Regions from separate parts of the Homo sapiens genome. Here region 1 is linked to region 2. A link is a contact called in ENCODE Hi-C or POLR2A ChIA-PET data. All regions are on one chromosome and are shown on one strand. Each heading gives the region's core, a stretch centred on a gene start or an enhancer-like site at or near the end of the contact. The rest is flanking DNA. Distances are from core to core; before and after follow the strand shown.

Region 1 (2,700 bases), core at 178-2,677, 110 kb before region 2:
AGACTCCTGGGATGATGATGGGGAATTCCTGGAATTATGGTCTTGGGCAAGAAGGGAACTCAAGTAGGAAAGTCAGCAATCTAAATTTCAAACCTCAGGGAACCTTCTTTGTATAACCTGATAATCTCCTTCGCTCAACACAGTGCTTGCTGAGTGAAGGAGTGTAATGGAAAAGAAAGTTAATAATCCCTTGTGCTCTGGATCAAAAATGAGGTAGGAGACCAAATTTTCCATCAAACTGGTTGGGTCCAATCACTTAATGCAAAATGCTTACTTCAGGGTCTGTAGCACTTGTTGATCAATGTACCTAACAGGTCTTAATAGAGAAAGTGATCAATTCAAGCAGTGTCTTCCCAAATTCTATATATATATAACAGATATTGCTGCATAACAAACCAGACAACGCTTAATAGTTTAAGGCAACCGTTTTATTATTCCCCAGAGTTCTATGCGTGGACCAAGGTCACTTGGGCCCTAGTCTTGTGATGTCACTTGGACCACAGTCATTGGGAGGTTCACCAGGTGGAAGCCTCCATGACAGCTCAATCCCATAGCTGCCAGTGGGTACGGCACCTACACGTGGCTGCTTGTATGGCCTGGGATTTTCACAGCACAGCAGCAGGGGCTGAGAGGCAGAGTCCTAGGAGTGATTGTCCCCAGAGAGCAGAAGCAAAAGCTCTCATCAGTCTTCTAAGAGGCTGAGCTGACAATGGGCACAGCACCACTCTGCCATCATCTATGGCTTAAGCATTCACAGGGCCAGGCTAAATTCAGGCTGTCGGAAGATAAACTCCACCTCTCAATGGAGAGAGTTCAAAGCAACTGTGGCCATCTTTACCCCATCAGCTTTCTTGCCAAGAAATAAAGCTCTACATGACACATCAACTTTCATTTATTTAACATTTATCTCAAAAGACATGAGTTAACTGGCAAATAATATCACATTCATAGTAAAAGTCTAAGAAATTAACATCCTATACTTATTGGGCATTGTTTACTTTCTATATGTTTTTGTTTTGTTTTTTGAGACAGTCTCACTCTTGTCGCCCAGGCTGGAATGCAGAGGTGCAATCTCAGCTCATTGCTACCTCCACCTCCCACATTCAGGCAATTCTCGTGCCTCAGCCTCCCGAGTAGCTGGGATTACAGGTGTGCACCAACACACCCAGCTAATTTTTATATTTTTAATAGAGACAGGTTTTGCCATGTGGGCCAGGCTGGTCTTGAACTTCTGGGGTTAAGTGATCTGCTGTCTCGGCCACCCGAAGTACTGGGATTACAGGTGTGAACCACTGTGCCTGGCCTATATGGTATTCTTAAACCCCTTGGTTGAGCTTTGGCCATGGAGACTTGGAACAGAATGTTAGGAGCTTTACAGGCCACAAGGACAGGTTGGTTTTCTGGGTTCCTGGGCACACAGCCTAACTCAGAAGAAAATAAGAAACAAACATGAGAAAAACAAGCCAGAAAAACCTGATTCACAGGAGGCGTGTCACTGAGTTGTACTTAGTTTATATAAAGCAATGGTTCTCTTCAAACTCTTAGTCTCAGGACTCCTTTATGTTCTCAAAAACTGAGGATCTGGCTGAGCGAGGTGGCGCACACCTGTTCTCCCAGCACTTTAGGAGGCCAAGGCGGGTGGATCACTTGAGGTCTGGAGTTTGAGACCAGCCTGGCTAACATGGCAAAAAACCATCTCTACTATAAATACGAAAATTAGCAGGGTGATCATGGCTCACGCCTGTAGTCCCAGCTACTCAGGAAGCTAAGGCTGGAGAATCGCTTGAGCCCGGAGGTTGAGGCCACACTGAGCCAAGATTACGCCACTGCACTCCATCCTGGGTGACAGAGTAAGACCCTGTCTCAAAAAAAAAAAAAAAAAAAAGAAAGAAAGAAAAAACCTGAGGATCCTATGCAGCTTTTGTTTCTGATGGACTAGTTCTACTAATATTTACAATACTAGAAATTAAAATTGAGAAGTTTCAAAAATACATATTCACTTTAAAAGCACAATAAAAATTCCATTACATAAATTCCATATTGTTATGAAAGTATCTATATTTTCCAAAGCCCCAAAGACAATGAGTAGGAACGACAGTGTTTTGGTGTTTTGCAAATCTCCCTGGCGTCAGGGTTAATGGAAGACAGCTGGGCTGTCCTTATCTGTTCTTACATTTAGGCTGAATTTGTTACAATGTGTTGCCATGGCTGAAGTAGAGGAAGAATGTCTGGCCTCACAGAAGTATGGAAGTGTAAAAAGGAGGAGTATGTAAGCAGACTTTTTAGATAATAGCAGGTTAGCTTGAGTTTCTTGACAAGTGTGGTTTCTTACTGGTTAGGTGCACTGTAGAATCTGGAACAGACACCTGAACGTTCTTTAGGTGACTTTTAGGGATGTTTTAGCTCCCCTGCCACCTGGGGCCCACAGGGAGACACCCAGGGACGAGATCTCTCTGAGCCTTGAAGACATTTGCAGCCCAGCCCTCCCTGCTCCTTCCTGCTTGTCTAAAACTTCGCAATTCTGTGAGATCATAGACAAATTGCATCTCTTCTGTGAAGGCTGCTCTCACCTTACTAAACAACAATTATCTCTTACTTTTCTCAATTCAAATAACGTTATTGTCGGTACCACTCATTTGGCCCTTAGTAAATGCTGTCAATTTTTATTGATTGATTGATTGAGATGGCACAATCTCGGCT
Region 2 (2,700 bases), core at 149-2,648:
TCATATCTCAGCAGGGTCAACTCTCAAGCTGTTAAGCCCCTTCCAGGAAGCCACCCACACCTTTTAAAAAAACTTGTAGTAAATATACAGAACAAAACGTACCATCTTAACCATGTTTAAGTCTATTAAGTACATTTATATTGCTGTGCAACCAACACCACCATCCATCTCCAGAGCTGAAACTGAAACCCTGTACCCATTAAACATTAACTCCCCGTTCCCTCCACACCCCTAGCCCCTGGCAGACACCATTCTACTTTCCTTTTCTGAGCTTGACCGCTCTAGATACCTCATATCAGTGGAATCGTACGGGATTGGTCTTTTTGTGATTGGTTCATTTCATTTAGCGTAAGGTCCTCAAGGTTCATCCATGTTGTAGCATGTGTCTGAATCTCCTTCCTTTTAAGGCTAATATTCTATTGTATGTATACACCACATTTTTTTAATCCATTCATCCACCACTGGACACCTGGGTTGTTTCTGTCTTTTGGCTTTTGTGAATAATGCTGCCATGACTATGTTGCGTACAAATATCTGTTAAAGATCCTGCTTTCAGTTCTTTTCCGCATACACCCAGGGGTAAAATTGTTGAATCATATCATTTCCCATATTTTTAAAAGACATTCCTGCACAGCATTTGCAGTTGTAGTTCCTTGCTAGGAATCTAATGTGCCTTTTCAACTGCCTATGTCTTTTGATTACGATCGTTACTATTGTTAGGGCTCTGGTGATGAAGTCCTCAGGGTTCAAGGGGTCTCAGTCCTACTTTCATGAGCCCCGTTGTCTTTTGTGCACAATTTCACAGAACACAAGGCTTTTTTGTTTTTTTATTTTTTTTTCCTGAAATGCATACATCCCATCAGAGCAGAAATGGCCATAGGGTTGGAATAAATAGGCTGGGGTATAACCCTGTGCTGTATTACCTAATTACCTCAGAAAAATGAAACCATCTCAGTTTTCTGCTCCTTAACACTGCCTCCCAGGGTACCTGCAGGAGTTTCTGACCTGAAGCATCAAACACAAGCCCTTGGTGTACACATAACCAGTGTGATACGTTAGGAGTTTAATATGGTTGACCAGAGGCTTTTAGTCAGAGGGAGAACTTGGTTGAAGAGTTGAGAATCTCTGCAAGGAACTGGCTCAGTCTTTTTCTTATGCCTACAACTGTTGGCATTGTACACAAGGCTTAATGGACCAAACACATCAGACAAGTAAAACACCTAAACAGGAGCATTCTGTCCTAGCAATGAGTGTGTGTCCAGAGAGATCTGGAAAGCTTGAGGAAGGCAGGGAGGGGTAGAACAAGGGAAGTAAGGACACAGGAGCTGCTGTTCATTCTGGTAGAGCGGCTTGTTTATTATTCATGGTTTCCATGAGTGTTTGTTTATACCAGGAAATGCTCTCCTATGCATGCCACATGAGAGCAGGGCTCTGTGACTCAGGGTTGGTGACTGGGCTTGGAGGAATGTAGGCTCCGTCCACAAACAAAGGAGAATGAGGATTTGAATGTCACGGTAAACTTATTTGTGACTAAGGAGGTAGTGGGCAAAAGGGGGGCAGGAAGAAGCCATGGGGCAGATGAAAGAGGCGTCCTGTCTGCCCCCTGCCTGTTGCCATCACACTGGGTCGTTTTCCACATTGCTGATCACTGCAGTGTGTTCCAGTGATGGGCTTTATCTCATTAGTGAGTCCTGAAATGAATTTAGCAAATTTCCACCAGAATTAAATACAACAACCCAAGAGAGAAGAGAGAACACCGAACACACCCCATGAAGTAAAGGTTGGCATCGTTTGTCATTCTCTTTATGTTCTCATATGTGAGATCGTGGGGGTGAAATACGCATCTCACTGTGGGCTGTGGTCGGAAGTTTGAAAAACACCCTGGCATTTTGCCTGTCTTCTGTTCCTGGACCTTCCCTTTCTGTTGGTGAGAATTTTGTGTCCAAATCTGGCCAAGGGTGGACTCTGAAGAGACAATCCCTGGTTGACTCTAGTGTTCATTAGAGGAGTTCTGCTGCCACTTTTTCAGGAATCAGAGATGCCCTGAGGCCACCTAACACTCCTAGATCTTCTGTCACTGTGGTGTAGTGCAGCGTCCTGAATTTGGAGCTAAAAGCTTGGATTTGAATCACTGGAAATGGCTGATGGGGGCGGGAAAGCTCCCACCCATGTGGGGAAGAACCCAGAGGGAGAGCGGCTTGTACAAAGGCCCTGCGGGGCGGATAGAGCTGGAGAGCTGCGGGTCAGGTTGTCACAGGCCTTGCATGACATGCAAAGAAACTTGAACTCGGTTGTGTGGGTGCTGAGGCCTGACAGGAGTTGGGGGTGTTTCAGAAAGAGCTCTTGGGCAGCAGGAGGTGGTTGGGGAGGAACACAGAGATGGGAAGGCCTGCATCCAGGGGCTGTCGGGGAGGGAGAGAGCTGCTGTGCCACAGGGTGGCTGTGGGGAGGGAAGGGAGAGTGTGGGGCATGGGAGAGTCGGGGGACTGTCCCACAGAAAGCTGGTATCTGCCTGACTGGTGGCCAGGTGTGCAGCCTGGAGGAGACGGAGCTGGGCAATGCTGAGATTCTTAGGTGGACTGATGGGGGACAGTCACATTAGAACATGGTGGGCCAGACCCTCTGTCCTGAGACACATTGGCTCTACAGTGCCCGTCTCCCGTGCTCTCCTCCCACAGCCTCCACTTCTCCAAACACCCT

The links. A loop is a pair of places that touch in the nucleus more often than their neighbours do. ChIA-PET counts read pairs that join two places held with the same protein, here RNA polymerase II (POLR2A). Pooled maps may share reads with other maps.
Region 1: a loop to region 2 is called in a map of IMR-90, with 2.3 times the contacts of the local background. The contact joins two enhancer-like sites. A Hi-C loop is called at or near these places in 1 of 168 maps with a recorded cell type or tissue (IMR-90) and 1 of 50 pooled maps. POLR2A ChIA-PET finds 5 or more read pairs at or near these places in 2 of 52 experiments (A673 and activated CD8-positive, alpha-beta T cell).

Annotation. Positions count from the first base shown.
Region 1 is chr13:24,034,149-24,036,848 of GRCh38, forward strand. It overlaps a transcript of SPATA13 not described here. Among named protein-coding and RNA genes, the nearest start is that of SPATA13, 130 kb to the right of the region's middle. Within about 2 kb of position 1,428, at least 3 of the 41 ENCODE cell types and tissues checked have a DNase peak (open chromatin) inside an H3K27ac peak, as active enhancers do.
Region 2 is chr13:24,147,538-24,150,237 of GRCh38, forward strand. It overlaps a transcript of SPATA13 not described here. Among named protein-coding and RNA genes, the nearest start is that of SPATA13, 12 kb to the right of the region's middle. RefSeq lists an enhancer at 1,910-2,586. Within about 2 kb of position 1,399, at least 10 of the 41 ENCODE cell types and tissues checked have a DNase peak (open chromatin) inside an H3K27ac peak, as active enhancers do.